Linked DNA regions of Mus musculus: regions 1 and 3 are each linked to region 2. The links are chromatin loops, found by intact Hi-C in ENCODE. Cell type or tissue: heart. All regions are shown on one strand. Each heading gives the region's core, and the rest is flanking DNA. Links, peaks and the distances in the headings are about the cores only. Region 1 overlaps 2610307P16Rik (RIKEN cDNA 2610307P16 gene). Region 2 overlaps 2610307P16Rik (RIKEN cDNA 2610307P16 gene). Region 3 overlaps 2610307P16Rik (RIKEN cDNA 2610307P16 gene).

Region 1 (10,589 bases), core at 1,642-9,641, 240 kb before region 2:
ATTTCCTCCATAGCAAAGAACTCCCTTGAACTTCTGATCCTGCTGCCTCTGGCTCTGGTATGCTGGCCATCATGCGTACTCTAGAACCTGCTGGGCTTAAAACCAAGGTCTTCGGGCACAGTGGGCAAGGACTCTACTTACTGAGACTCACTACCAGTCCCAGCCCTTCTTAGTCACATCTACAGTACCAGGAAAGTCTATGTAGTGTCCACCTGATGTAGTGTCCACTTTTCAAACATTCTGACAGAGGACAAGAGTCAGATATTACAGAGAATGTTTATATAGATAATGAATGTCCTTTGAAATTTAAAAAGTTTGTGTGCACAAAGAGGATACACCTTGGATGCAGTTTTTCAAGCTGAATAAAATAAATGTAACTTCTACATTTAAGAAAATTATTATTTGGGGTTCTCACTTCTATAACTTCAATACATGAAGGTTATGAATACCTTTAACTCTGTAGTTACTATCAACCCCATTTTAAGGGTATCCAGGATGATGGGGGGGTAGGCAAATGGAAATTGAATGTTCAGGAGTTTAGATGCCAAATTGCAAAGTTCTGACTTTGTTTCTTTGTTGTTTTTGTTTGTTTGTTTGCTTTTTTAAAGGAGCATACTTAATATGAACTAAACTATAAGATTTTTAGTTCTCTCCCCACCTTTCTCTATGACATCTGTTTCATAATTTCCGAAAGAACACCATATTGCTAGACCAAAACAGAAATGTGGAGGACATGCCCTAGAGTCAAGACACTGTCTTGGGCAATAGGTATGTTCAAAAATGCTTGTAACCCCATCAGTAGGCCAGTAAAAGGGTGGCATCAGACTAGGCATAGGGATCAATGGTAGTTTGTCCAGAGTACACTATTGAGGAATTATGTGCATAGTGCAGTGGTATAGTGTTTGCCTAGGATCTGCCAGGGAGGGGCTGAGGGCATGGCTCAGCAGTAAAGGACCTGCCTGTCTGAATCCATTAGTTGGGATTTAGGAGGGTGGCTCAACTACAGAGTGCCTGCCTACTATCTGAGGTGCTGGGGTTATGGCTCAGAGGTAGAGCCTAGCTAGAATCTACCAGTGGATCTAAGGTATGGCTCAGCAGTAGAGTGCCACCTGCCTTGTTGCATTGAGTCCTGGGTTTAATACATAGCACAACAAAAAGAAAAAAGAAAAGATTGGCATCAATTCATCTATGAAACACAGAAATTAAAATGAAGTGTGTATATGCACAGAGATGTCTAGGGGTACATTGCTATTTTAGGAACATTCAATGTTTTATTTTACTTAATAGTACTCCTTCCAAAAATGGCATGAAGTAAACAAGTACATTCCAATTGCACAGGAAGGAACTGAATCTGAACAGTAAGCAAATTCTCAAAATAGACACGGTGGACAGCAAAGCTAAGCTCAAATCTGACTCTTCCCAATGGAAAACCCTTTATTCTTCTCCTGGGGGAACTCATCTTGGAAAACAATGTGAAAAAGTATCATGAAAAAAACCCTTGCCCTGTCCATCCAGGACGGGTGTGGAGTGGCTGTCACCCAACCTCGGCCTACAATGAAAATGGAAAGCTGCAGCAAGTGTGAGATCAAAACAGTAAAGCAACTTTTATATAAAAAACTTAACTTAGAGCAAGTTATTGAAGGACACATGTGCACACATGAGAACACAAGTGCACATGCACACATGTACCATACCTACTGAATGGGCAAATACAACACATTTCAAGGGTGGCTTGTGCTCCCTGGGGCACCCACTCTATGTTACCTTCCCTAGCCCATGTATTTCTCATTTATTGTACCCACCAAAAGCCCATAAGAGTTCTAACAGACTGTTGTTGAATTTAGATTCATTTGTGTATCAAAATTCTCCTTTAAATAACCAGCAGTTGCAATGGGTGAGAAAGCACCACACATTTTAACAAAAACACTTATCTGATAACATTTTAGTGCTTGCAAATGAACAATAAAATCACAGTTCAGCCTCTGAGTGGTTCGGTCTATAGCAGACACAGCAGTTCTTGAAATCAATTAATCTAGTCTCTGTCAGATCCACAAACCAGCGAACATTTGGAAACAAAAAAAGTAGATTGCAAAACCAAACATACCTGTAGGAGGAACCACTAACCCCACAGCCTTTCTCCTTCCCTTTCCCCTTCAAGTTTGATGACTTGACAGTTCTGGGACTCCTCCTAGAAGAGTGGGGGACTCACCCCCAGCCCCAGCTGTTCAAAGCTCAGCCCAATCTGCTCCTTAGAGTTGGCTGTATAGTAACAATGTGGCTACCGTTCACCTTCATTTGCTGTGAAGATCACTAAGCTTGAGAGGGGAGGGGAGGGAGGGAGAGAGGGAAGGAGGGAGGGAGGGAGAGAGAGAGGGAGGGAGGGAAGGAGGGAGGGGGAGAGAGGAGGCAGAAAGAGGGGGAGTCAGGGAGAGGGGGAGGCAGGGAGGGGGCAGGGGAGGGAGAGAGGCAGAGAGGCAGAGACATAGAGAGAAAGAGACAGAGAGAGAGACACACAGAAACAGAGTGAGAAAAAGAAACAGGAAGACAGATTCAGGCAGAGATAGTTAAAGAGAGAGTGCCCCAGGTGTAACAGAGCCCAGTTTCAAACTGGAAAGATGCGTTACCCAGGTACCTGACAGTTTCTATGGCCAGAGAGGCAAGAAGCAACAAGGGCAGGAAGAACGGAAAATCCGAAAGAGACAGAAAGCAGCAGCCAGAACACGTTTGGCAAGTGTGCAAGCTCACGTGAGGAGAGAAGAGAGTGCAAAAAGGAAATTTTGAAATAGAGACAAGTAGGCCTTTCACGTGAAGTCTCAGTTGTGACAGGATTCTACTTGTCTGCCACCACAAACATCCCACACCAGAGGCCCAGGGAAACATGGGGGAAGAGTCAGAGCAGAGGAGATGGGCTTCAAACCGATTTGAATGCAGGCGATAATCTGGACAGTTCTGAGCACTATCGGAGACAATGAACTCAGTGCAACTTGGGTTTCAGTCATGGAACTGACCTTTCATTCACAAAAATGGCTAAATTACAGTGTAGTGTTTTCTCACTCCAGTCATGGGTTCAGCTATTTAAATCTTATAAGGAGTCACGTTTAAATCTTGTCTTCCCACTGAAACAGCAGAACTGTGAAAATAACCCTCCACTGGTATCTCCTTCACAGGCAGTCCTGCCTGCTATATAAACAGCTGGGAAGCCTTTATTCACAATGACATCAAAGTCAATACTTGTTCTCAGTGACTCTGATTGATGTCTAACGCTAAAGTAAATTCAAATTCCCATCAGTAATGAACAGAGAATTGGTAGATGGGTTGGAATTTGCCTGGCAGATTCCAAAGCCTCTGGATTCACTTCCCTGGAAAGCATGAAGGTATTAAACTAACAAGGACAACGGCTCCTTCGTTCATTTTCACAGGTCTTTGCTCCCTTGTCCATTAGCTGAATCGATCCAAGAATGTTTCTGGATGCCACACCTGGAAGTTAGTATCTCACAGTCTGAGGCCAGGCTGATATGAAAGGGTCTACAGGACACAGGACTCCACTCCCAATATACAATGATTCCCCCAAACATCCACAGTTCTGGGATAGGGAAACCCTTCAGAGAGTTAGTTGTTGCAGGAATAAAACCTCCCTTGGGGGGAGGGGATCTTTAATGGTTTGTATGTGCATAAATGTACATGTGACTATGGATAGGTTTTGTGTGTACAAATATGTATAGAGATCATAGCTCTAGGTGTCTTTCTCTATTGTTCTCCACTTGTTTTTTGAGACTGAATCTCTCACTGAACCTGGAGCTCATGTATTCAATTCTACTGGAGAGCCAACGAGTCTAAGTGGTGCTCTGCCTCCCCAGCGCCAACATTATAAACATGTATTGCTTTGTTTGGCCTTTTTAAAGATGGGCTCTGGGAGGCTGGGAACTCACAACCTCATGCTTTTGTGACAAGCACTTTGGCAACATCTCTCAGTCTCAGCTCTATGGCTTTACAGTCATGGAGGTGAAAGAGATTCCAACTAAGGTCTGTATACGTTTCTTGTCACTGAAAAAGCAAACATCTGACACAAACAACTAGGAAGAAATGTTTATTTTGACTCCAGGTTTCAGAGGACTCTGTCCGTACCTGCTTAGTCCCACACACTTGGCAAGAACACTGCAGCAGTGGGAATGCGTAACACAGAACCCTTTTCATTCTCAATACTTATAGAAAATAGAGAGATGGAGATAGGAAAGCATAAGATACCTTCAAAGACTCTTTTCCAGGTGACCTTCTTCCTCAAGCCAGACCCCACCTCCTAAAGTCTCCAGATCTTTTCCAAACAGTGTCATCTTCTAAGGACCTAACCTTTAACACATGTGTGGCGGAGAAGAGAAGTGTTCCATATTCAAACCATAACATCTTGCTGCCATTAAAATGTCTTCTCTTCACATTTAACATAAACGTAGAGGACAGACACAGACAGAAGTTTAAAATGGGATCAGTATGGAATCCAGCAGACCGTAGAACACCAAACTCTGCATGAGACTTCAGTGGGTGATTCACTGCCAAAATAGCCACAAAGAAAAGATAAATAACAGAGTCTTAATGAATCACCAAAAGGTTGTTTGTTTGGACGTATATAAACCTAAAAGAAGTTAACATAGAGTTTATCTGTGTGTGTGTGTGTGTGTGTGTGTGTGTGTGTGTGTGTGTATGTGTGTATGTATGTAAGTATGTATGTTTCCATGGGTACTCTGATGCATACACATGTAAAAGCTACATGTCAATATAGGGTGTCATGCCATCCTCATCCAATCTCCACATTTTTGTTTTGTCTTGTTTTGAGACAAGGTCTCTCAAGTGAACCTGGAGCTCACCACTCAGCTAGGCTGGCAGGTCAGTGAGCTCTAATGATCTGCCTGCCTCCACCTCTGCAGTTTACATTTTAAAAGAAAATAAACCTTTATCCTGGCCACCTGTCACAGAGCCATGCCCACACAAGCACACCCACAAATACAAACACCAGAGAAACAGTGTCAGAGTCAATTGACTCTAGCTTAAAAAAAAAAAAAAAAAAACAAACAAACAAAAAAAAAAACTCTATGTAAGTCTTCCACCAGCTTGAAATAAAAGAAACTGACCGGAGAGGCTGAGGAGGATCTGAGGGTTTAACTCTTTCCTAAAAGCAGAGAGCCAACCACACCTGGAGATTAATTAGCAGGTCTTTGATGTATCATCTGTCCTCTGCACAGCACCCAGTGGGGTGGAGTCATCAAAACATTTACAGTGCCTGGTGAAAAAATAATTTGCCGTGAGGTAATTTAGTGTAAGCTCAGGTCATGTCCCAGTCTTGCCAAACAGATGGAGCTGCCAAAGGTCCCTTCCTGTAGCTGTTCCTTTCACAATGATGTGCCTGCTCACATGCTTAACTCTCTGCCAACCTTGATCTGCTCAGGGTGTGTGTGTGTGTGTGTGTGTGTGTCGTTTGCAGGAAGAGCTTCACACACAACATCTTAGGTTTCCCTGGATTCCTCTTGGTAGTCACACTTGGTTCAAGAGCGTCTGGGAAGAAGAAAGAAGAAAGGAGGTGCTGTCTAGACCAGGACAGAGATGTCATTCCCCAGCATGCACAGAACATGTCCTGCCCTGTCAGAAGAAACAGCTGTGATGCCTGGTGCAAGTTCCATGCAGCTGCTGTTTTGTGGAAGATTTCAACTCCACATCATCCATAAAGTACAAAGAACTCTGTTCACCATGGGCTGCATGGGTAATGGGCTGGGATGTGTCTTTAGAGCAGAAGAAAATCTCTCAGGAGACTTTGGACATGCACTCTTACTCCAAATGTTCCTTCTGAGGTGACCAGGACATAAACTGAACTTGGCAAGTTCGCTTGTGAGATTGTGCAAATGCAGTTGAAAGAAGAGCAGGGACTGGTGCACCTCATCCTGCATGTGTTCCCAACACTGCTTCCCTAAGCGGCATGGAGAGAACGGCTCAGCAGTCTGGTACAGAGAACACCACATGGCACCGGTCATTTCTGTTCTCTGAAAGGTGCCAGACTATGAGCAAAAGCACAAATCATTTTTATTAAACTGGGTAAATTAAGGAAACTTCTTGCAGCCAATACACTTGTACCCACAGGAATGTATTGAAAAACTAAGATCCTGCCCGGTGCAATCCACAGAAGAAAACACACAGAGATCAACAAGGTTGATAAAAGGCACTGAGGCTGGTTTCAGGCCTGGGCAGAAATCGAGAAATGGCTTAAATAATCCATGTTGTTGTTATGCTGAACAGAATTCTCACACTGAACGCAATATATAAACACCCTGAAGACTCCTTCCCTGAAAGTGCTCTCCTCCTTACATCAAAGAGGGTTAGGGTAAGAAGGATACTTGAAGGAGACTAAAAGACAACAGGCAGGCAGAAGGAAAAAAAGGCTCACCAAATCCACAGCACAGCCCCGCAGCTCATTTTGAATAATGACGGATCCTTCGAGCATTGATTTTACTCACAACACTAAATTCACTCATTATGTAACACTACATTGCTTCTTAGGTTTAGTGAATAAATTATAAAAGTTTAAGTCACTGAATGAATTATAGAACCAAATGTGGGCTCTTTGTGTATGCCAAGAATAATGTGCTTTTTCCTCAGGTGAATAACCTTAGGATAAATATGAAGTTAATCATAATATCTCTAAATCATCATCTAGAATTGGAACAGTGTGCTCAGCCGTACCTGTGTGTATTTATTTATGCTATCATACTTACATAATGTTTACACCACACTCTTTTATCTTACATAATCATGTTTGTATGACTATCTAATTTGGTAAGCAAAGTTGGGAATTAGAATTCAATTGCTTAAGTAGGGCTGAAAGAGATAGCTCAGTGGTTAAGAGCATAAGCCCCATTTCCAGAAGACCCGAGTTTGATTTCTAGCATCCGCATCAGTTAAGTCAAGTTAAGTCCAGCTCCAAGGGAAATCAGACACTGCCGGACTCTGTGAGCACCTGAACTCACTTGCACATACACAGACACAGCCGAGAAACATGCAACACATGCACACACACACTAGGCAGACAGATAGATACTTTAATTATGTCCCAGTGCTGGGACATTTGTTTCTCAACAAATATGTGTGCACAGAGTTTCTCTTAAAGATATAAGTAAATTTGGGATAGGAAAGATGCCTCAGTGATTAAAAATGAAGAATTATTGCTATAGAAGCATGAAGACCTGAGTTCAAATCTCCAGGAGCTATAAAGCTGGATATGGATACACACACACACACACACACACACACACGCACGCACGCACACATTCATACTCACTCATGAACATACATTCATATATGCATACACACCACCCAAATCTAAACATACATGAAAATATAAGTGAACTCTACCCAGTTGATCCTTGTTAGTTACAGTCCTCACTGCAGTTGAGGATATCTGTGATTAACAATGGGAAAACCATTTCCCTTGAGATCATGGAAAATTCAACTGAATTCAATTATGGAACATAATTGAAGAAGCAGTAAGTCAAAACATATACCATGCCCTTCATACACAGCCATCTGCAAAGTTTCTCACAGACACAAACTATTTAACATCTTGTCACAGGCAGCTTTAAGACTCTCCTGGGAGTTACAAGTTAGTTAAATGCATATTTTGCCGTCCCAGTAAAAACCCCAAATGAGTACATTTCAGGTACTAAGCCAACAAGTACTAGCAATGGGCTGCCATATTTATGGAGAAGGATAGCTCACAAAAAAAAAAAAAATGAGAGAAGCAGTGATTGATGGGTTCTTAGGCAACAAGGAAAGAAATGCTTGTATGCAACAACATAGCTACAGAATTTCAAGGAGGACGATCAAGAAGCAGCATCAGAAAACAGTACAGGAAAACGTACTGCACTGGGTGTGCACTGGATGTGGCTCGGGTTACTCCTGTTCCCTCTGTAGGGATACAGCTAGGCAAATTCGAATGTATCAAGCCAAACAGGAAACACTGAAGGAGAAAGAGAAATCTCCAGACCTGGCTCATAGCTGCTCAGTAAGTTTCTGTGGAACAAACAACTGTTCCAAAGAACAAGAAGAATGTAGAAGGAGGAGACACAGCAAGGACCAAGGGGAGAAGAAGAACAGTATTCAGCACCTCTGAGCACATCCCACCCCACAACACTTGAATAAAAGCATGCAAGGGCTCTGAACAGCAGCATCTTCTTCATGTCAAACAGCTGGCCATAGGGATGATTTACTAACTTAGCGGTGAGATACATCACTTTCCTGTCTCGTTGGTACTCCAGCCTTGCTGTCTCTTGGTCATCTCTAGCCTCGTGTACCTACCCAAACTTCCTGTTGACTAACGAGAATATTAAACTCAAATATTAATTGTAACCACCACCATCAAACAGCACTTTTTATACATTGTGGAGACTAACAGAGTTCGACTCTCTCCCACCTGAAACCAAATGCCTTCAGGTTTGGCTTATAGGGGCTCTGAGAGTTTCTGCTAAACAAGTGCAAGGGAACAAATGAGAAAAAAAAAAAAAAAAAACAGTTCCAAAGGACAGGGCTGAAATGAAAAGAATCTTTTACACACACACACACACACACACACACACACACACACACACACCCCTCTAATTGTTACACATAAAACAACTCTAAAGACAGAATTATTTCAAATACTACATAAAAAAAGCTTAAATTTCTAATCAGTAAATAATAAACTGCTTCATGTAAATTAGGACAAGGATCAAGACCATAATAAATCATAGGCATGAAACTTGAGCCTTGGTAATCTACTGACTTGGTATTTCCTTTAACTCAGCTTTCCCAGCTTTCCCGAGATTTGCTTTTTCATTAAGGGTGGTTCTAGGTGAAGGCCAACAGAACACTATATACAAACACAAAATCCTCTCCCTTTCTCCACAACTTCAGGGTCGCTACACCCAGCTGAAATTTAAGGACACCTAGAGGACTTTGACAGACTATTCTAAATGACCAAACCACTGAAACACTTTCCTATCCTCTAACAATCCTCCCAGTTATAGTTTAAAGCTATAGTCCTAAAACCAAGGCATACTACTTAAAATTAATGAAAAAGTACAAGCTTATAAGTAGATATGTACTCCTAAAAATACTTCCTATGCCAACTAAAGCCCAAGCCAAAGTTCTCAGGGAGCCATGGGCTATTAACTTGGCACACTGAGTAGTATTGCAAGGTGGTAATGGAGCCAATGGTTCTGGTCTTCAAACCCCACTAGGTTCATAACTTTGGTGAGTGATCTATCCTGTTGTGTCTGGTTCTCCTCCTGAATGGAACCATGAAGGTGCCTGCTCTGTTGAGCAGTGCATACTAAGTGTGCAGACAGAAGTACACACAGCATATCTGTACATGACAGGAGATGCCACTTAAACCATCACCTTCATACGTGCCCTAACTTTTGATTATACAAGTAAGGCAGTCTTGAAGAGGAGAGATGCTTCTCCATGATCATATCTCTGCAAAAGATTCAGTGCATTGGGGATCTAGAAGGCAGTATCAAAAGATGATCCAAACTGGGAGATAGCTCACTGAGTAAAGCGCTTGTCCTTCAAGCCTGACCATCTGAGTTTGAATGCCCAGAACCCATGGAAAGTTAGATGTAGTGGTGCCAGTACACTGATCACAAGATGGGAGCCAGGTACAGGAAAATCTCTGGAAGCCCATGGTCTGGTGGATCAATATATTCAAGAATCAAGAACAAGCAAGAAACCATGCCTCAGACAACATAGGAGGTTGGGGTCACAAACTCACTGACAAAAGGCAGAATCCTTAGGTGACCAGGCACCTAATACTCAACATATGGGCTACAGTCGGTTTCCTCTCATAATTACATGACTGATGGTCAGCCATGGCTCCCTGTGTCTAGTCACCATTACCAGAGCATTTCACCACATACTGCTAACCTGGGACAAAACCCAAAATCTGAAGCACAGTTTCTACAAAAATGTGAGTCACATTTACACTCTGATAATGTGCTGAGTCACTGTGGAACTGTCCTTAAACATGGATTTTATATCTATATTCATGTAAGGAAATCACAGATAGGAATTACACTCACTGAATTTCCATTAGCTTTACGATGCGTTGCAAGTACACAAACAGGCAATGCTTTGGAGCACATGTAACAGGAACCCAACACAGTCCTAACTAGCCTATGCTTTGAGCTAGCCAACCTGCCACTGGGCCTACTTCTACATTTATGCAAAAGATTCAGTCACACCACAGTTATCATTAAAACTTATATTTTTGATAAACCTTCTACATATGAGAATATCTAATATATAGATAAACCATGTTATCTTGAAATGCAAATACCTCAAACACACTGGGACACTCAGCATTAAGTCAGCTGCAAAGAGCGCTATCTCTTTCCCATATGTTTGAATTAGTATATAAAGAGAAATAAAGCCATACCATGATGCCCGTGTTCTTCACTATAGAAACAGTATATAAACTCTGAAGACAACAATTCACCTCTTATATCAGGAGAACTAAATAAGACCAAGAATACACGTGTGCTTTTCTGCATTACTATGATAAAAATACCTGG
Region 2 (10,589 bases), core at 1,658-9,657:
GAGGGGTGCTGTTTTCAAGAAAGGGAAGCCCTACGGTGTGCTGTGTGGCTGAACTGGGATGTCTAGTGGGTCACATTTGACTTATAATATTTTCAAATGGCACATTTATTAAGACTAACCCCATCGAAAACAGAGGATCACTCCCCTCACAAACAAACACACTCAAACACTACCTCCCACTAGAATTACTAAATGAAGCATGATGTTCCAGAGACTTCTTTTCCCCGTAATCCTTGGGAATTGGGATAATAGTGGGGAGATAAAAAGAGAGAGGATGGAGGAGGCAGCTCAGTGGGTAAAGTGTTCACAAAGCATGCAAATATGAGGATATGAGTTTGGAACACCGACACCCTAACATTTAAAGAAAAGAAGGGGGAGGGGAGGGGAGGGAAGGGGGGAGGGGAGGGGAGGGGAGGGGAGGGGAGGGGAGGGGAGGGGAGGGGAGGGGAGGGGAGGAGAGGGGAGGAGAGGAGAGGAGAGGAGAGGAGAGGAGAGGAGAGGAGAGGAGAGGAGAGAAACAAGGCCTGGCTTGCCCATGCCTGTGATCTAAGCACTAGGAAAACAAGGGAATCTAGAGAGCTTACTGCCAATCCATCTGGTTAGTAAATGCCAGGTTCAGTCTCAGAAAATGAGGGCAATAGAGTGAGATATAACCTCTGACCTACACACTCACATGCACAGCCACACATGCAGACACTGGATATACACTGGGAGGAGGAGGTGGAGATGGAGCAGAGATTTCCATGCTAAGTCTAAGTCCTACACTAGGTCTGTTTAGAGTTAATGAGAGGAAGAGAAGGAGTATGCACTCACATCCAGCTTGTGCCATTTCCTTCGGTGGAAAACAGAGAGACAGATGTGAAACTTAAGCACACGAATGGCACGGACTTGACACCATCAATCCACCACACGTGTAGTACTACTTCTAGTTCAGATGCTCTTGGAATGAAGATACAAAAGGATACAGAATGGGTACCTCTGCACCATATGTCAAGTACAGCTTGATCATTCCAGACAGTAAAGGCTTGAGCCAGCCACTGCATGTCGTATTCAAGAGAAAGCTGCTTTCTAGGTAGCACATTTTTGGTTAAAAAAAAACAAAACTAAAAAACAGCGATTTTAATTTGCCATAGTATATTTTATAGACATCTCTGAACAATTAAAAGCATGTATTGAGAACTGAAATTGCTCCTGCCTGGTTGCAATTTTTACTGCCAAATATGGGGTCCACAAGAAGCACTTAACTTTAAAGGTGACCTCTGCTTTCTGGTGATGAGTCATCGTCAAGTAAGCGTCACGGATAGTCTCCTGGGCAGTGAACAGTAGATATTTGGCAGTGGACAACTGAAGGAGATGGAGGAACAAGAAACCAGAAAAAAAGCAGAAGCATAATGGGAGTAGGGAAAAGGGAACTTCCTCTGAATCCAAGAAAAAGAAGAGCTGAGCGCTTCAGCAAAAGACGGAAATAAGTATTTAAAATGAAAGGCAGGGATGAGCTGGAGGCTCAAACCTGTTATCCTTTGTGTGGGAGGCAAAAACACAACTGTCATGAATTCAGGGCCAACCAGGGCTACATAGTAAGTTCCAGGGTAGCCTACATGGCAGAATAAGAACATTACATCATTATGAACAAAACTAACTCTAGTTGCTGGGTATGGTGGTACACACTTGTAATTACATACGAGGTGGATACAGGATAATCAGGAGTTCAAGGTCAGCCTCAGATACATGGTGAGTTCAGGGCCAGTCTGAGCTACCTAAAATCCTGTCTCAAAGAAAACTAAAAACAGGAGTAGGATTCACCACATTAAAGTAGAACTGGGAGAGTTCTCCTAGACTGAAAGTCTTATAGACACGAACAAACATAAAACAGTAATTCTTGAAGATTTAAAAAGTCTTTTAAGATTTGTCATGTGTATGTCTGTCTGTGTCTGTGTGTCTGTAATTGTGCCTATGTGTGCATGCTGTATATGTGTGTCTGTGTATGCGTGTCTGTGTCTATGTATAAATGTTATGTGTGCGTGTATCTACATATCATATGTGTGGGAGGTGACCACAGAGGACAAAAGAGGGTGTTGGGTCCCCTGGAAGAGCCACTTTCCACCCACTAAGGTTGTTGAATTCTCACACTCATTGAACCACGTCAGAAAGTAAAGTAGACAAGAGAGTCATTCCTCACTACCTCATTATATTTTAATAACGGTTACATGTTAGAAAGGGGGGAAAATAGGTGTTTGCTCACTGTGGAAAAGCTAAGGAGAGGGATCATGAAAAGAAAACACTTGTATGTGCCCGTGGCCTGCATTCAGCTACTGATCATATCCAGGTTCACATAAACGTACATGCTTTGCAGAGATAATGTTGCACATGCAGGCTCCCGTTTTCAATTATGCTTTCCAATCTAAATTTACAATGCTGCCTACCAAGGAAAGCAAGATCTCAGTGTTTAACATTTCCTCATAGACTTTCCACTTCCATACCTCTCTCTGTTGATAGAAGATAGAAATGTTGACCTTTTATATTAAACATGCTTTCTACATAGAGATTTCATGTGTGCATCAATAAATTAGAAACAAGTTTGCTCTACCTTGTTTCAATGCCTTTGGGTTGTTTGTTTGTTTGTTTTTTGAGAGTCTTATCTAGCCTGTGCTGTCCTCAAAGTCTGTATAATGTAGCTAAGGCTGCCCTTCGACTTCTGATCTTGGTGCCTCTACTGTGAAAGTGTTGGGATGACAGGAACGTGCCACGATACTGGGCCAAAGTGTATCTTTTAAGGTACCCACAAAATGCAGTGCACACACTGTGAAATTAATCACTGAAGTGACAGCTCTGGTCTGGAGAGAGAGAACTCAGCTGGTTAAGTGCTTTCTATGCAAACATGAAGACCTGAGTTCTATCCCAACTCACAAGAACAAAGCCAGGCATGGTGACAGGCCTCTGGAATTCTAGTGGCCAGGAAAAGGAGACAGGAGGATCCCTAGAGCTGGCTCTCCAGCTAATCTTGCTGAAGCAATGAGCTCCAGTTCACTGTCCCATGTTCAGTGGAACCACTACCTCAAAAATAAAGTGGAGGGGACTGCAGAGTAAAGAGACTGCCCTGGGGCTAAGAGCACGCAATGTGCCTGCAGAGACTGAGTTTTGTTCCCAGCACCTATGTCTGGTAGTTCATAAGTGCCTAACGACCACTCCAGGGAATCTGACATCTCTGGCCTCTGTGAGCACTGCACTTAAGAATACAAACTCATGCTCATGCATACACATCTATACATAATATAAAATAAATAAAAATGAATATTAAATCTAAAAAGTAATAATAATTAAAGAAGACACCAATAATAACCAGTCTCTGGCCTGTATGTACACTCGCATACACATGACCCCATACACATGCATACACACCATATACCACACACACAAAACAATAACAATAATAAGTAACCTCTATTACTAATAAGTAATGTAGACCAGAGTTGGAAGAGCCTGTGTTTAGCATACACAAGGCCCTGGGTTCTCCAAAAACAAAAACAAATAAATGTTATTAATTGGCCTTTTAAGTTCTACCATCCCAGGGCCCCAGACTCTGTGTCATGCTTTCATGCAAGAGCGTGAGAGTTACTTTGCTTCCTACAATACAGCTGAGGATGCTTTCTCGAGTTGTTCAAGCAAATACAAGCCACACATGGGGTATTAACAGAAAGAAAATATTGAAGGGGGATAACAGAACTGGTTAACCATGCCCTAAGGCCTCTACCACTAGTGAATTTTAGAGACATCTTAACTCACTACTCATAAATGTCCCTGAAAAAAAAAATATTCTCTCACGTTAAGTGGAGGAAGAGACACAGGTCAGGTTTAATAGAAGGCCAAGGGAAAGGGTCAACGCAAGAGCAAGAGTTCACAGTAAAGCCAGAGCAGAGGGGGGCCAGGCACAGCCTTTCGGATCTCAGACAAGACAGGGGAAGCCCTTCCCTCTGCAGCCTTCTCCTTTGCATCCGCCCTCACCTTCAGGTCTGAAGTAAACCTGAGCCAGGAGCCTCCTGGTGCAAGCAACCCTCTCAGAACTTAACAGTCTCAGGTTTTAAGCAACTCTTAGAGCCTCAAGGTCAGCTAGGGTACACACACACACACACACACACACACAAAGAGGAAAATAGGTCGGGAAACAAGAAAAAAGGAAACAAGTCACTTGGCAAACCAACCTCCACGGAGAATTAGCTTCTGAAAATCTTCTGAGCAAACAATTCACACCATAAAACAGCTGCTGCTTGCCATCTGCGGGTCCTAATCAACACACGCACATACACACACACACACACACACACACACACACACACACACACACATATATACTTCTGCCCAGTGGTACCCTGGCTCCTAGCTATTTCCTGTCCCCTTCAACCTCCTAAGCAATTCTTGGTCAAAAAAACGAAGTCACAAACTTACAGGCACTGACAGTGTTTTCCTAGGGTAGATTCTGTCCAAGACGTTATGACAGTAACAGAAAAAGAGCAAGCAGGCCTTCAAGTCCTGACGTCTGCTCACCACTTTCAAAAACTGGCTCCTGACCTTATTCTCACTTGGGTCCTTCAGGTCCAGTCGGTGAACTCTGGACCTTTACTGGACCAGATCAAATCATTTCTAGAACCACTGTACCACATTTTATTTAGTCTTTCTGTTCCTCTCCCCCAGCCTCAAACGAATGACTCTGTGCCAAAAAAAAAAAAGCGGGAGGGGGGAGAGAAAGAAAAAGTTGCTGTTTGAGAGAGTATCAGCATGCTTGATTCATGCCAAAGTTTACAGCATAGTTCTATCCTGAGCCACAGCGAGGATGGGCCGTTGTGGGGGAGGGAAATGGAGCCAGGCAGCTGTTTTTTCAATAAACTCTAGCAGAATCCCGCCCACTTCCTGCACTGGCTTCAGGGACCCCAGCAGAGAGGAGGAGGAGGCAGCCAGCGAGATCTTCCTCCTCCAAGACTCAGGCTACTGCCTCCCTGGCTCGGACCCTCCTGATCCACCCCTGAACCTCAGGAGGGCAGCCAGAGGGTTTGTCCCAGCTCCTTTGGATGTTTATTTCTGGTCTCCAACTCCCAGGAGAGTTTCACCTCCTCTCTCCCTAATCTTAGCCCTCCCCACGCTCCACCCTCCCCCGCCCGTGTATCCTAGCTCTGAGGCACACCAGGCATGACTGCAAAAGCAGGGAAGGGAAGGGAGTGCGTTTCTCATCCCACACCTTCCAAGAATATGCTGGCCTTCCCTCTCTGCAGCTGTGGTCATCAGTCCCTCGGCTCCTCAAGCCAGCCTTTCCTCAGGCAAAGCCTCTGAGTTCAGTTTCTTTTCTGGAGTGGGAAGGGAGGGCAGGAACATGAGAAGGCACGGAAAAGCTGCTGCGCCCACCAAGACCAAGCAAGCGGCTCAGTCAGCCCTAAAGCTTTAATTTGTTAACTTAGAAACCCCTGGGGCATTGCAATCAAAGGAGGGCTCCACCCAGCAACACCTCTGATTACTTTTTTCCCTTCTAGTGGGCAAGTAAAGAAGAGGGGAAATTAGGACAACCGTGTGCAAAACAGAACTACTCCATAACACGGACTTGGCTCTCACAAGGTCCAGATTACGGACTCAACACCTCCATGCCTGTCCAAATGGAAAGAGAAAATACTCAGGGTGCAACCTAGATCCAGCTGCCCAGACAGCCTGCCAACCAGAGCATCAGTAAACCCCAAATTGCTGCTCAGGCCCCAGATGGCTTTTTCATTCCTTCTTTCTTTTTAAAGTTCTTTAGGGTTTTCTAGTTCATACTGGTAAACTGACTCTTTCATATCCTGGTTTTAATATGCGCGAATCAATAAGCAACAAACCCTTGGTGTGAAAGGGTCTGGTATAAGCATAGAAGTTTATACACAGTGACTGTGCAAGAAAATCAATCTTTCTTTTAAAAAGTCTCAGATCTTTCATAAATGACTCAACAGTAACCAAAGAATGAAAATGATTATGTCATAGTTCTGTTAATGATTGAAATATAAATTAAAAAAAAAAATCAGGCTCGAGGAGATGGCTCCGTCCATAAAGTCCTTACTGAGCAAGGGCAAATATGATGTCCTCAGTCTGATCTCCAACACCCACATGAAAGACAGGCACAGCTGTGTGCTCCAGAAATCCAAGAGCTGGGGAAAGGAAGGTGGGAGGGCCCCAGGGCTCCCTAGCCAGCTAGCCTGGCTCAACTGGTGAGTTTGGGCTCCCAAGAAAAATCCTGTCTCAAAAAAGAAAAGGTGGGAAGCAACTAACAAAAACATTACTTTGACCTTTGACCCCAGGCACATGAATATAATCACCTACTCCCCGCCTCTCCCTCCCCCTCCCCTCTCTTCCCCCCCTCACCACACACACACACACACACTACATGAGTTGGCACATAACCAACCCTAGGTCACCCTGTATTTCCAAATAGAGAAATAGAGATCTCATATAGCCTAACTCACTGACTTCCATTTAAGTCAAACAAAAAAGGCTGAACTGTTTCAAAAGGCATGAAACACCAAAAGATAGGCAGTCTTTTATGATTTGGCCTAATATATCAATCACAATTGTTGGCATCAAAAATGGTATTTCTCAAAAAATATAGTCTCAAATAGATGATGCATACCCTTGCTACATACAACTCAGGTCCCACTGCACCCCCACCCCCACCGTGTATAACACTCAGAAACACTGTCTTTTCTCAAGCTAAAAGAAGTTAAGACCCAATAATGACAACTCAGAATTCCAAAGTACTGCTGCGCTCTAAATGAAGAATCTGATTTTCAACCTCTTATCTCCCTTCTTCATTCCTAGGACCAATGAAGCACAAAAGGAGGGTAGGACAAACAAGAATTTAAATAGAAGACCTATTCAGACTCCAGCCTTCTACTCTGAGGTCTAGGCCGAGGCTTCAAGAGCTGAGCCAATGAATCCGTAAAATGGACCATTCCAGTACAGAGGCTAATTAACCTCTACTTTCCTTTTGATGGCAGAAGTTAGTCAAGGTGTGGGAAACAGGAAGTAGATTTACAGTAACAGTCTTGGATGGCCAGCTACCTGAGTTCTTCCCAGTCCCTCCAAGGTCACTATCCTGGACCTGCTTACTGATTCCCATCACTAGTGTATACAGAATTATTTACAGCCAGGAAATCACATTTGTGAACTTAATATGAAGTGTTTGCTCACAAATGAACTAGAATCTAAAGCTGATAGCCAGGCACGGGGGTGCATGCCTGTAATCCCAACACTGGAAAGGAAGAGGCAGGAGGAGTATATCAAGTTCTTGGGATGCACAGTCAGCAAGAGAGAGAGAGAGAGAATAAATAGAAACGGGGAGGAAGCTATGTATCTCAACCCCAAACAAGCAAACAAACAACTCTAACAGTATCTCTGGGTCTTTGGATGGCCTTAGAATTACTTAGCTGCCACACATTTGAATTTTCCAACAATGGTTATTGCTAAGGTTTAGCCCAAGTGTTAGGCACTTACTCTCTAGAATGCCACCACTAGAAGGTTCTCTGGGCCCTTGGGAAAAGGAGCCCTATGAGTTGTCCCATATGTCACTAGCAAACATGCACCCAAAGGGAATTATGGGGTCCCAGCTTCCTCCTCCCCTTTTTCTTTCTAGAGTGTGAGATGAGTAGAGTATTTTGCCAGGCTCTGCCTTCCATGACTGTCCAGTACTTACTGCACAAAAGCAACCTTGTTAAAGCATTTAAAACCTAATAAAGGAAAGCAATCTTACATTCAATAAAAATGTTTACCCTATTTAAAAAAAATTGAGCTGAGAAATGACAAGTTTTAAGTCTGCTGTAATGTGATTATGGCTACTACTAGCAAGACAGGGAGTTACTCATAATTGGAATTGGAAACTAAGGAGCAAAACTCCAGATAAGACAGAATCCCAAGGACCTGGCGGTATCTTCTACCTAAAGAATCTCCATCAGTCATCACTAGTGACAGGTAGAAACATCTCAGCCAGCCTATCAGTGACTAATACTGGTGCCAATTCCTTTGCACTAAAGGGGAAAAGATATGTTTCTGGATGCAAAACACAGTAGTACCATGTGATCAGAAAGACAGTTCATTGGAAGTAGAATAATACCTGTCAGCAAATATTTTAGCGTTTAAGTGCCTCAAATGCAGACTCTTCGGGATGACCCTGAAATGCCTTTCATAGAATCAGTCCGTTCATTTCTCTGTCGCCTGGGAGTTTTCATGGGTCAAAACCCAGAGAAAGAGGAGGAGGAGGAGGAGGAGGAGGAGGAGGAGGACGACGACGACGACGACGACACAATTGAGGGGCTCAGGGTGCAGTGATGCCCTTTCTAGGACCTTCTTAGAAAAGATGGTTCCTGCATAACATCAGAATGAAAGCTTCCATCTTGGGACCTCAATGACAGCTCCACTCCTAAGAGCAAGGGGTTAGAAATGCTTTCTGCATTAACAAGGCAAGCATTTCCAAGTCATGATTTTCCAAAAGAAAACAGAGAGGCCAGGCGTGGTGGCACACACCTTTAATCCCAGCACTTCAGGAGGCAGAGGCAGGCGGATTTCCGAGTTCGAGACCAGCCTGGTCTACAAAGTGAGTTCCAGAACAGCCAGGGCTATACAGAGAAACCCTGTCTCGAAAAAACCAAACAAAAAACAAAAAAACAAAACAAACAAACAAAAAAAACAAAAACAAACAAACAAACAAAAAACAGAGAGAAGGACATATGTGAATGATACACAAGGTCTCCTCAGAGGTTTCTGTCTACCCAACAGTCACACTGCTTATGTGAACCAGCTTGCTAAGATATAAACGTGATGCCCTTTACAACATGGCATACACTTCTGTATGGAGCCTGGCACCTGAGGCTTTCATGTTCCTGAGGGAACATGATCTGCCCCACCCTAGAGTCAGGTGAGGGATGGCCCAGAACACCACATACAAGGCAAGGCAGCTGAGCTTACCTTGAAGTCTGAATACCTGTTCAGAACATGAAGAATAAAAAATGGCCAATTCACAGTTCCCGGTTGCAAATTATCTTACAAAATGATCATTTACTTAATAATTTCATGTTGGAAAAGGAAGTGCATGAAAGACCCCAGTTTAAGTAAAACAACAACTGCTGATTAATCATCTGCATGGACCAGACACCACAGCACTGCATTTACACGTTTCTTCATTTGATTCCTACAGCAGATCAGGGGATCGTTATGACCATGATTGTCACCTGCTAGAATCCTGCTTGAAGCTTCTATAAACAAAACAGCCAAGAGCAGCCAGGCTAAGGTGCACATAGCAGTCAACATGTTTTCTGTAAGTCACTGTGGTATGAGTCTTTCAAAACCGGGCAGTGTACCAAAACACCAATCCCACTACCAGGTTAAGAAAAGGGGGGGTGGGCTAGGTTCCCAGGTGACAGAAGGAAAGCTTTAGCTGTGGAGTCGCAGGGAAGAAAGCTACTTTCTCCAGTCAGGGTTTCTATTGCTATAAAGTGGCACCATGACGACAACTCATTCAATGGTGGCTGGCTTACAGTTCAGAGATTTAGAACATTGTCATCATGGTGGGAAGCATGACTACATGCAGGCAGACTTGACTATGGAGAAGTAGCTGAGCCTTCTACATCCAGATCTACAGACAGCAGGAAGAGAGACAGTGGGCGTGGTTTAAGCATCTGAAACCTCAAAGCCTACCCCCAGTGACACTCTTCCTCCCACAAAGATACACCTCCAACACTGTTACACACTTCCCATGAGTCTTTGGGGGCCATTTTTATTCAAGCCACCACTGGGGTGAAATCTTCATTGGAAACTGAACCCCAAATTTCTCATTATTATGTACCATTCTGCCTGAGGCTAGGAAGCCAAAATGAAATGGTATACTAGATGCTCTGTAAATATTACATTTCTTCCCCCTAGTGCCCCAGACTCCCACTACATCTCCTAGGAACCAGAAACTTTATCAAACCAAACCAAACCAAACTCTATGTTTTGGAGAAGTTACATTTATGGTCATAAGTACTTCTAAATATGCTGAGTCTCTGAAGGGAAATAATAATTATCATTTATTCACAGTGAAGAGCTCATGTTTGGAAAACTCTTTTTGGCTCTGTTTGATTGGATTTTGTGCTTTGTTGTTTTGTTTTGAGACACAGTCTCTGTGTGTGGCCCAGGCTGGCCTCTAACTCACCGTTACCCTTTTGCTTCAGCCTCCCCAGTGTTTGGATTACACACCCTAACAATCCACTTTGTTGTGTAATCTTGTGTTTCAAAAAGCCATTCTTAAGAAGCTAGAGAAGGCTAGGGAGATGGTTCAGTGGTTAAGAACATTCCTTTCTTTTTTTTTTTTTAATAGAAATAGCTAACTCTGACAGTGGAGGCCTATAACCCCAGCACTTCTAAAGCAAAACCGGGTGGTTTCAGAATACTATACCCCTGCCTCACCTACCAGGTTTTCTGCAAACATCATTTTTAAACAAAGTTACCATTGGTAACTTTTTATCTACACTTGGCTGTGCATATTCTTTGGTACCATGGTGTCCCATCTTTACATCCCAGCACCTAGAGCTGGAGAAATGGCACAC
Region 3 (10,589 bases), core at 1,122-9,121, 260 kb before region 2:
CCAGTATTTTTCCCATGGTTCCTCCATCATAGCAACCAGCTGTCCACCTTCCATATGACCCTCACTCCTTACTATTCTACCAACATGGCAAATTACTATTTCTCCCAATCCTTTCCCTTGTTGGGCCTAGATCAGTGGTCCCCAATCTGTGGTTCGCAACTCCACACAGGGGTCACATGTCAGACCATAGTAGCAACATTACAGTTATGAAGTAGCAATAAAATAATCTTATGATTGGGAGGACACCACAACATGAGGAGCTGTATTAAAGGATCGAAGCATTAGGAAGGTTGAGAACCACTGCCCTAAACAGAAAGCTCCCAGATCATCTGCTTCACCTGCTTGTAACTTTGCACAGTGGGTATTTACAAGATGGCCAGCTCCTCTGCTATCTGGCACTGCACTCACTGAAATGTGTATTATCAATGACACACTACACATTTTATTTTGGTCTTTATTCATTTTCTTTCATCACAAAACAAAACCCATGAGGAGCCTGCATTTTTACTTTTTGTTATATTGTTAGCATCTAGAATCCAGCTTGGCCTCCAAAGTATATAAAAATGACTGGGAAGTATGTTGCTTCCCCCCCCCCCCCCGTACATACAGAAGAACCGAAGCTTTATATGGCTCCTAACATGAGTGGTGTGTGTGAGTGTATTGATATAGTTTAAAAATATATGATAGGAACAAACAGATAAATACACACATGACCATTCTCCCTTCCTTCCTTCCTACCTTTAGTTACTGAACTATTCAAAAATCTAAATCTAACCATATGGCTTCGAGGTAACAAAGGATATAAAATATTGAGAGGGCATGACAGACGAATGAAAGAAATCTGCTCAGGCCAAAATTCACTTTGAAATGGTTTGAGGAAGTGGGTTATAGAAGATGACAGCAAACCAATTGTCCAACTAGAATATGAGAGGAAGAAGGATATTGCAGAATTTAAGATGGCATAGACCACTGGTTTTCAGAATGGGACCATAAGACTTTCTTTCCTAATAGGAACTGTAAAAATCTTCATTGCATAGACACAGGCCTCTGCTGCATGCTCTCCTTTCTGGCAGTCCAGGGATTGATTCTGCATTCGCCTCCCTTGCCTTTCTCTGCCAGGGCACCAGAAGCATCTTTCTCCCTACGACTCCTTAGAACACAATTTGGAAAAACATTTTTTAAGAAAAATTACCCTAATTTTTAACATCTTATATTTCAAAAAATTATTTTAAAGTGGAAGGGTTTAGGAAAATAGATACTAGAGAACCTGGGGATGGAGACATGGCTCAGAAAAGCCCTGAATGATCTGACAGAGGACTCAACTTCAATTCCCAGCACCCACATGGAGACTCACAACCATTTGTAACTCCAGTTGCAGAGGATATGACCCCCTTTTCTGGTCTTCATGGGCACCTGGCATGTACATGGTACATAGACATCCACTGAGACAAAGCATACATATAAGAGAAAAAATAAATAAATAATAATTAAAGAGCATGGCTTGGTAAAACCAAGACTTGCCCCATCATACATCAGAGGTGTGGTAACCTCCTATAATGACAAAGCAGGCATTCTTGGCTACACTCTTGGCCCATGTCTTTCCTATTTATGATCATTAAAGGCAAGGCAGCCAAGGTAAATACAATGTAGACATCGGCAGCAGGAGCCTGATAAAGATCAAGATAGCAGGGCTGCTGACACAGCAGACAGGACCATGCAGGAGACAGAACTTGCCTAAGAGTTCTGACTGAAAGAATATTCCCAGGACAAGCTTTCTGCTTGAAATCTCAGTGCTCTATCTGGTCATATACTTCCTGTAGCGAAGAAAGGTTTGCTTTGTCTTAGAATAATTCAGAGATGCTCCTCATCACTGGAGCTAGATTGAAAGCTAGGGGAGAATTCACTGTCATGTATGTCACCAATAAGAAAAGAAAAGCTAATGGGTAACTTAGCAAAACGTTGACCTATGAATCCTGAGATGAGAAAATGTCATATGGCCCAGAGATGTATTCATATAAAGTTTGGGAGAATATTACTGCCTTAATCAAAGAAAACTGATAATAGATGCATGATAGATAGATAGATAGATAGATAGATAGATAGATAGATAGATAGATAGATAGATAATTTAGCACATCTACACTGGATATGAACAAAGAATTCTACTTTTACTTAAAATGACAAACTGGATTAGCTTTGTCTCCAGTCCTCCTACTATCCATGTCTCTTCTACCTAGTGGAGATAATAATACATGGAGATGTGGCAATATCATTATATTAAGGACAATGCTTTCACTTTGGGTTCTGACCACCAATATAGTGTTTAATGCTTTCTTTTGGAGCTATAGCTGGTTTTATCTAATCAAAAAAGGTAGCTACTTTTTAATCTATTGAATTTAAAACGTAAGTATGAAAAACTATAAATATAGCTGCGTGCAATGTAGCCCAATGCCCAACAATGGAGTATTATTGTTTGTACCCTAGTTTGTTTATTATTATCTTTCATTTTCTTTTCTGTATATGGTTATTTTACCTAAGTGCTAACATATGCATTCTTACTGTCCTTGGTGGACAGAGGAGCATGTCAAATCTCCTGGAACTGGAGTTACAGATAGATGGCTGTGAGCTAGCATATGAGTTCTGGGAACTGAACCAGGGTCTTCTGTAAGAGCATCCAGTGCTCTTAAACTCTGAGCCACCTCTCCAGACCTGTATTCTAGTTTCTAATTCTGAAAACTATCTTAACAGCTCCAGTCACAATAGCTAGAGTCATATGCAGTTATATGTTCTGAATTAGTTCTTGCAAGAAATAAAACTTTTACTGGTTAAAAGCTGACTGCCAATATTAAGTAATTCTACATGGTGTAGCACTTCTACCTGCGTTTTCTTGATCCAAAACACAGATAGCTATATTTCAACCCAAAGACAGATTTTAGTATGGAAACTTAGATATAGGGATCAGGACCAACTATTGTTCTCCTTGAATGAAATCGTCAAATTCTGTATATTATTGTGAAGCCATGGGTGAGAATCTGAAGTCTTTAAATGTAGTCTGCCATTCTAAATCACATTAACTTCTAAACAAGACACAGAAACAAACATTTACATAAAAGGTCAAGGCTATAAACAAAACCCTCAGCTTTCCAATTCAAGTTTTAAGTCATATATGAGAGGGTTTGGAGAGAGAAGAGGAGAGGGAGAAATGCTACATTTATATTATAACTGAAAACCAACAACAGAAAAGGTACACTTTCATTCCCTACCATGTAAGCGCAGCTGTCTGTAAATAATTTTTTAACTCAACAGCAAAACAAATACTACGCTGCCTCTAACCAACAGCATTATCAATAATAATCCCTTGTGTGTAAGATGGTCTAACTTCTGTTTTCATTACTTTAGGATCTCATGAAGGCAATATATAATCAGTAAAAATCATACTTCCAACTTTGAATTCTACCGTTTATCAGGCTAGGTAAATGACTTTGATGTTGTCTTGAGCAATGACAACAAACAATCCCCCCTGCTGATACTTCTGTTGACCACCATGATCATTAGGGTGAACCACACATACTCTCAGTGCACTGTGTTAATAAGTTATGATGCTAAGGAGGTTGGGTGGCTTAAAGTCATTTGTTTGTTTGTTTTGCCTTACATCATTTTTAACTGGCAATGGTTGTATCAAAGCATAGTTACACAGTACACTGAGAAGGACCTGTAGAGCACCCAGGATACTACACACTAGTGATTGCTTAATGGGAGAAGTGTAGAAATATTCAGACATGATTGTGCAGGATATATCCATATAGTCTTGAATTATCAAAAGTTGGGGAAAAAATCAAGAGAGGGAGAAGAGAAGGAGGAAACAGTGCCTTTTGCAATGCTATGTATAGCATGTCCATGAGTTATCAAGAGAAGCACAGTAGTAATTAAACAGGACAACCTCAAAGGAGGAACAGCTATCTTTCACTCATAAATGACACAGAACATTATTTCATTTCATTCCCGGTGTTGTGATTAAGATATCCTGACAAAAAGCTTCATGACCTGAGTTCGATCCCCTGGAACCGAAACCCACAGAATGGTCAAAGGAGAGAACTAGTTTCACAAAGCTGTGCTGTGAACTCCACGTGCATTCATGCACAAATGTTCCACCCATCCACCTACCCATACATACACACCCAGGACATGCACTCGCTCACTCACACCCACGACAATTATAACTTCAACAAGTGATATGAGCATTCAAATTTGGTGTTGCAGATTTGAAACCACATAGACATTTCTATAGGTTAGTGCTGGGATCATGGCTGGTTCTTCTGTTTCCATTTGACTCAAAGCCATGGTGTAAGTAACTGACAATTAAAAATCAAGAAAAGTCCTAGGCTCTGAATTAGCATCTTAGACAAGGAACTTCTAGAAATACACAGGAAACACCTCTTGGGGACAGATTATATAAGAGACAAAATCTGTCATTTAATTTTCAAGCAGATAAGATAATTTCCTCCTGATAGGGTTTCCCATAAGTGATTTCTGAGGCTCATGAAAACCCTTTGGCCACAGGTTCTTCTTGAGGTTGGCTCTGTTCTCAACATGTTCTTTCTCATTTGACATTACGAGGAAACTAGGCTACTTAATGACAGTACCAAGGGACCTTGTGGGAGTGCTACAAAGTTCACAGCTCTCAAACTCATCTGGTCCACTCTAAAAGCCAGTGACTGACTGCAGTGCTTCGAAAGCATCTTTACTGGTCAGGGCAAAATGATCTTCTCTGTGTATGCCCTATTGTACCTCTGAAAGACTTCCCAAGATTTAAGTGACTTGAGTGGGAAGAAAAATATTTAAAAAACAAAACAAAAAACTAAAACTCAAATAGAAAGATGAGCACCACCGATCTCATTTTGAAAATGGACAAATAGCTCTAAAACTTAGACAAGCAATGGAGGAGAGCCAAGATCCTAGTCCTCTGACCACCTAGGTGACTTCATCACCTCACGGTATTTTAACGACATTAACAGTAGGACATGGCACAAACACTTAATACAAACTCATGGCACACCATTCTGGAGGGAAAGCAAGCAGTGCACAGTCGGACTATATTTGTTAACTGATTTCCTGGGTTTATCGTGAACTCCATCAACACAGGGAAGAATAAACTCTAAAGGGTGAGGGACAGACGGGGTCACAGGTAGAATTTGTGTAAGGAAAGTACAAATGATCAGAGAAATCCACACAAGTTTTACTATTTACTAAGCATTTGCCCTTCTAAGGATCTTTGAGCACTTCTCAAACTTTCAAAGGAAAACAAAAACAAAAAACAAAAACAACAAAAAAAGTATTTTCCTCAGAGGGATAAAGTTTACTGCAATTGAGGCTTTAGATGGGGGGAAAACTAACTAAGCTGGGAAGCGCCTAGAATGTGCTCACAGTAAAGAAAGCATGTGATCACTTTCAGAGTGGGCTCTGCACTGGGACAGTCTCTCCCAGAGAAACATGTGCCCCTGGGGGAGGGAGGTGGCCCCTGAGGGAGGGAGGTAGCCCTCTCTTCTAGGTTGGGAGGAGGCATCCCAGCCTGGGAACTCCCCTGCAGCAGTGTGTTTTGGTTACACTTCCTATCAGCAAGCAGACAGGAAGCATCAGCTGACAAAGAGGCAAGCAGAGGCCAAGGCTACAGCAGACAGCGCTTTTGAGGCCTGACTTTGAAAGAGCGGAAACCATGTGGGAATTACTTTACTATTAAACAAAAAGGCTTCAGGTGGCTTTACATTAAAGGAATACTGGCAGCCACAGCCCAGGTCTCTACACTCCCCACCCACCTTCTCAGAGCCTGCTCTTCTTTTCTGTTTAAATTTTACAAGCCCTGTGACAAGCAACGGAAATTCCCTAAATATAAATTAAGCATTGTGTGCTCTCAAGATACTCTTGTTGGCACTCAATCAGTAGTTTGGTATTAAAGTCTATCAGATGGTTATTTGGGACAAACTTCACATGTGTGTGCACTATGTGAATATACCGTACCCTTAATCATTTCATTCTCGATCTGTGTACAGACTCCCTACTATGTCCACCATCATAAATGGACACATCTCTGCTTCATCTCACGGGGCTCCAGGCCTCCCAGACTACATCTCTCCAGAGATAGAAATGGTCACTCTTAGAACAGGCTGGATAATGGTTACGTGAACCTTGGGACAGAATAACTGAGCTCACTTCCCGCTTCTTGGACTCAAAGACAGGAGGTCTTTCCACAGCACACTGTTCACCAATCTGGCCACCCACCATGTGTTCCCACTGATGTAGTGTGAAAGGGAGGAGTAAGGAAGGGGAACACTAACAGTGTCAGCTGAGAAGGGCTAGCTAGGACCTCACCATCTGAGGCCACTCACAGCCATGTTGCCCTCCATGGAAAAACGCCATTAAGCATCTCCGATGAGGGCTCTCAATACGTCTGTGCACATCCTCAGTGGCCCCAGGGATGTACAATGGCTTGAATTATGAATGTGAGCCGTCACTCCTAGCTATGGGCCCTGTGCTAATCAATTTACTCATTGCCATGACAAAACATACGAAACCATCCCTGTATAGAAAGAAGGGTTTATCTACATTCATAGTTTGAGCATACAGTCCGTGGTGGCAGGGATGGCATGGTGGTAGAAGCTTGAGGCAACTGGTCACATGGCACCCACCATGGCATGCTCAGCTCATTTTCTCCTGTTTCCTCAACCCATGGGATGTTGCAGCCACATTCGGGTGGGTCTTCTAAGCTCTGTTCAACTTTTTACGAAGGAGCCTTGTAGACATGAATTGATTTCCACAGTGGGTCTAAATCACACGTTGACAGCTGAGATTAGACATTAAGATCCTGTCTTACACTTACACACACACACACACACACTATGAACCTACGTCTGCTATACAGGCTTACAGCCTGCTCAGTGATTGTCTTTATTACTTAACACTCCGAGTTAACTGAGCAGGTACAGAACATCTCATTCTGCTATTTAAAAGAATGTTAACTGCCAAGGTTAGTGATACAGAGCTACAGTTCCAAAGGACTTGGGGTGATGGGGAGCAGGTGCTGAAGCAGGAGGATTGAATTGCCAGCTAGCCTAAGTATATAGCAAGGCCCTATCTCAAAAAGAAGAAAAAGAAGGAGGAGGAGGAGGAGAATAACATTAGCTATGTTCTTTGGACACATCTCTTGTTTTCTACAACAAAATGAAGGGTGTTCAGTCTCTACTAAGCTTGTTAGGACATGAAGACAAATGTCATTACTTGCCGTTCAAAAGGGACTAAGAGACTTTCCTGCCACTGTCTACCCATTACAGTGAATAGAAATTTTCTCCCAGTAAGCAGTCTGGGTCCAGAGAATCATGTTAATATGAATAAATCTCTCTCTACCTAGTACATGGAGAATGGCCAAAAGGTGCCTTTCTGAGTCTCCTTTTCCCAAGAAATAGTCTGAAAAAAAATGTGTTATCTTTTAGAGAGAAGCTGAGGTTTAAATGGGAGAGGAGGCAGAAGAAGAGCCTACTTTCTCTAGCTCCCAACTACTTTTCCCAACATTCCTTCTCTGGTCATTAACCCTGCCCTACACCCTGAACTCATCAATGGAGAGGAGTGAAGGGAATTTATTGGAAGGAGACTTGGGAGCCTTTGCTTCATGTTAGATATGGCTGTTTACTAGATACACTGAGAGACTTAAATAAAAAATTCATGCCAACGGTATTTGTAGAAGAGACCAGCTGTTCTTTATTTATTCCAGCAGACAGGACTGAGTGTTATTATCCAAGCTCAGTGAGCTCCTCTGGCAACAACTGCACTGCCTTGAACCATTTTAGAGATGAGTGCTAAAGAGAGTTTATCCTAAGAAACCGAAGCTGCATCCAAAAGTTGTCAAACCTAACCAAAATATATATATATCACCATAACACAGATCCCATTCCTAAATTGCTTTCCCCTTGTCTCCATGCCTGCATCGCCATCCACAATGGCTGATTCCATCTCAAGGATCAGGACGCAGGAAAATGATACCAGTCTAGCAGTCTGCTGACACTAGGTGACACACAGTGAGCCTAGAGCATCCTAGAAAATCTTTGTCTACAGTCAGCTCATGTGGAAGGGCTTCATACACTGTTTTCGTTTTTATTTTTTAATTAATACTGACTGATGAGAGACTTTTGAACTATGAGGAAGCAGTGCTCAGGAAAACCGGTGTTTACTTCTTGAAGGGATTAGTGCATGAGTAGCAGCTACAGAGATAACTAATGTTAGTGAGAGTTTCTGAAGCCCTGGGTTTGGAGCCAGTGGATTCAACATCTCATTTAAGCCTGCCAACCGTTGTAATGAGCGAGTGCAGTGACTTCCTTCCAAAGGTTTTCATCATGGAAAAAGAGAGAGAGAAATAGGGACTTCACAATAGAAAACCATGACCATAGGGCTTCAGCCGGGTGATGATGGCCAACATCCAGAGTAACAGTATCAAGGTAACAGTATGTGCATGAAGTAGATAAGATGCTGCTTCTAATATGAACTCAGAGGCAGTGACATCGCATACACAAGACCTACAGAAACTCAAGGCAGACAAAATTCTAGCATGAAGAAGAGGAACTGCCTACAAAGTGACCCCCAGCCCCCAACCAAAAAGTGATTTGTAATGAAAGTTCCTTACAGAAGGGAAATCAGTTTTCTTCAGTAGAGTGACAATGCCTATATCAACCACACTTTCATGGCAGGCCCCATGCTCAGGGGTAGTAGCCAACACAAAACATTCTCCATGCTTTTGTTGATTTGACTTGTTTTTAAGAGAGAGAAAGACCGTGAAGTTGGTTGGTGAGGGTTATGGTGGAGGCCAGGGAGAAATTAAACGAGGGGAAAGTATAAGATCAAAATACATTGTATGAAGTTCTCAACGAATAAATACAAACATTGTTTAAAACAAAAAGAAAGAAAACAGTGTTTGCCTCCATACTCACCCTTGGGGAAATGTAGAGCCCAGACTAATCAGGAGAAGAGTATCAGACAAATCCTCCAACAGGAACAGTCTGTGAAACACCTGCTGACCTCTCCTTAGAATCCCGGAGTTCATCCCCAACAAGGGAGGGTGAGAATCTTCACGGCTCAGCCCAAGGTGACAACAACTGCCATGTGCTACTCACGAGACTCAGGAACACATCCTGAAAACTAACGAAAGTAGAAAAATCAAAATAAAATGTAGATCTTAGCTAACAGGAGCAAGTTACTGTTGGTCCATGAGTCTCGAAAGCATTCATAGGAAGGAAACCCTGCTGAGTGCCAGACAGCTGCACACTGTGACTACTGTCACTCTCCTGCCAATCAGTACAAACATAGTCTAGAAATCCCTCTGAGCTTCATGTTTCCACCAACATCCTATAGATACGGCAAAAACAGATTAAATAACTTCCATTTTGTTTTCCGAGGTAGGACTTCACTGTGTCGCCCTGGCAGTCCTAGAGTATTCTTTGTAGACCACATTGTCCTTAAGCTCAAGGACCTGCCTGACCCTGCCTCTGCATACTGAGTGCTGGGATTAAAGCCATGCAACATCATGGATAACTAATTTCTTAACTACATAAGCCAGATGTAGAACTTGATTCACATTAAAGAACCATGCAACAAGATGTGAGGTAACACCCTGCTAAGATTTTTGACTCTGTTTTAATAAAAACTATTGTATGTCAGATGCATAAAGCTGAAAGGAATTGACCTGTTTTGCTCTCCCAATAATGATAGTTATTTTAGCCATGTTTTTAAGTACAGGGTTATAACATGACTCTCTAAATGTTTTATCTTTATTTTCAATATAGATGCCACTATCAAGAAAACATAGAAAGGACATAGGAGGTGACTGGAGAAGACCCTTAAATACTGTTGATGAGAATGGGAATTCGTCTGACTACAATAGAAATCAGTATGGAAGACCTTAAAGAAACTAAAGTAAAAACAGAATTATTACGCGCCACAGTAATACATCTTCTAGGTATATAACTCAAGGACTCTACATGGACACAAGACAGAGACACATACAGTGCACATGGATGTTTTCTGAAACTATAGTCGTAGAACCAAGTTATTTAAACAGCCTAGATTCTGCCAACAAATGAATACATAATAAAAATGTATCTATATAGAATTGAGTTTTATTTATACAGAAAAATTAGAATGAATATTTGTTATTTGTAGGAAAACGAGTGGGATTGGAGATTTTTATATTAGGTGAAATAAGCCCAATTCACAAAAACAGCTACTACATGTCCGCCCCCCCCCCCCCCCCGCCGTCATGTGTCGTATCTAAGCTTAAAAATCAGACTTGAAAGTAGAAGGGGGCCACTGAGGGAAAGGAAAGGGGTTACCGGGAGGAAGAGGGTGGACAGAAAAGGAACATAAGTATGAGGTGTTTGAAAGCATGATAAACATGCATGGAGATTTCAAAACGAAATGTACTATTGTTACAATTATTGCACACTATGAAGAAAAGCATTGGCAGATCTGAACTACAGAAAGATTAAATGCTTTCGGAAGTGATTTTTGAAGGACCAAAATAAAGGGAGGGGGGAAGGGGCATGAGAAAA

The links. Hi-C counts contacts between places; a loop is a spot of excess contacts. Peaks named below come from ENCODE experiments on the same cell type or tissue, not always from the same donor. Only the 100,000 strongest peaks of a DNase experiment are listed, where the experiment ranks them.
Region 1: it touches region 2 in a loop (3-fold over the local background); 2 of 42 quality-filtered maps call a loop at or near these places.
Region 3: it touches region 2 in a loop (2.6-fold over the local background); 3 of 42 quality-filtered maps call a loop at or near these places.

The regions. Positions count from the first base shown.
Region 1 is chr13:28,514,643-28,525,231 of GRCm38, forward strand. All of the region lies in intron 7 of 2610307P16Rik (RIKEN cDNA 2610307P16 gene), which reads right to left. Among named protein-coding and RNA genes, the nearest start is that of Gm40841, 98 kb to the left of the region's middle. In heart, for the core only: no CTCF peak of the experiment used is centred there; a DNase peak (open chromatin) is centred at 5,379.
Region 2 is chr13:28,753,080-28,763,668 of GRCm38, forward strand. All of the region lies in intron 3 of 2610307P16Rik (RIKEN cDNA 2610307P16 gene), which reads right to left. Among named protein-coding and RNA genes, the nearest start is that of Mir6368, 48 kb to the left of the region's middle. In heart, for the core only: no CTCF peak of the experiment used is centred there; a DNase peak (open chromatin) is centred at 4,932; H3K4me3 peaks cover 1,434 bases; H3K27ac peaks cover 3,496 bases.
Region 3 is chr13:28,496,734-28,507,322 of GRCm38, forward strand. The region is part of intron 7 of 2610307P16Rik (RIKEN cDNA 2610307P16 gene); the gene reads right to left. Among named protein-coding and RNA genes, the nearest start is that of Gm40841, 81 kb to the left of the region's middle. In heart, for the core only: no CTCF peak of the experiment used is centred there; a DNase peak (open chromatin) is centred at 5,618; H3K27ac peaks cover 1,516 bases.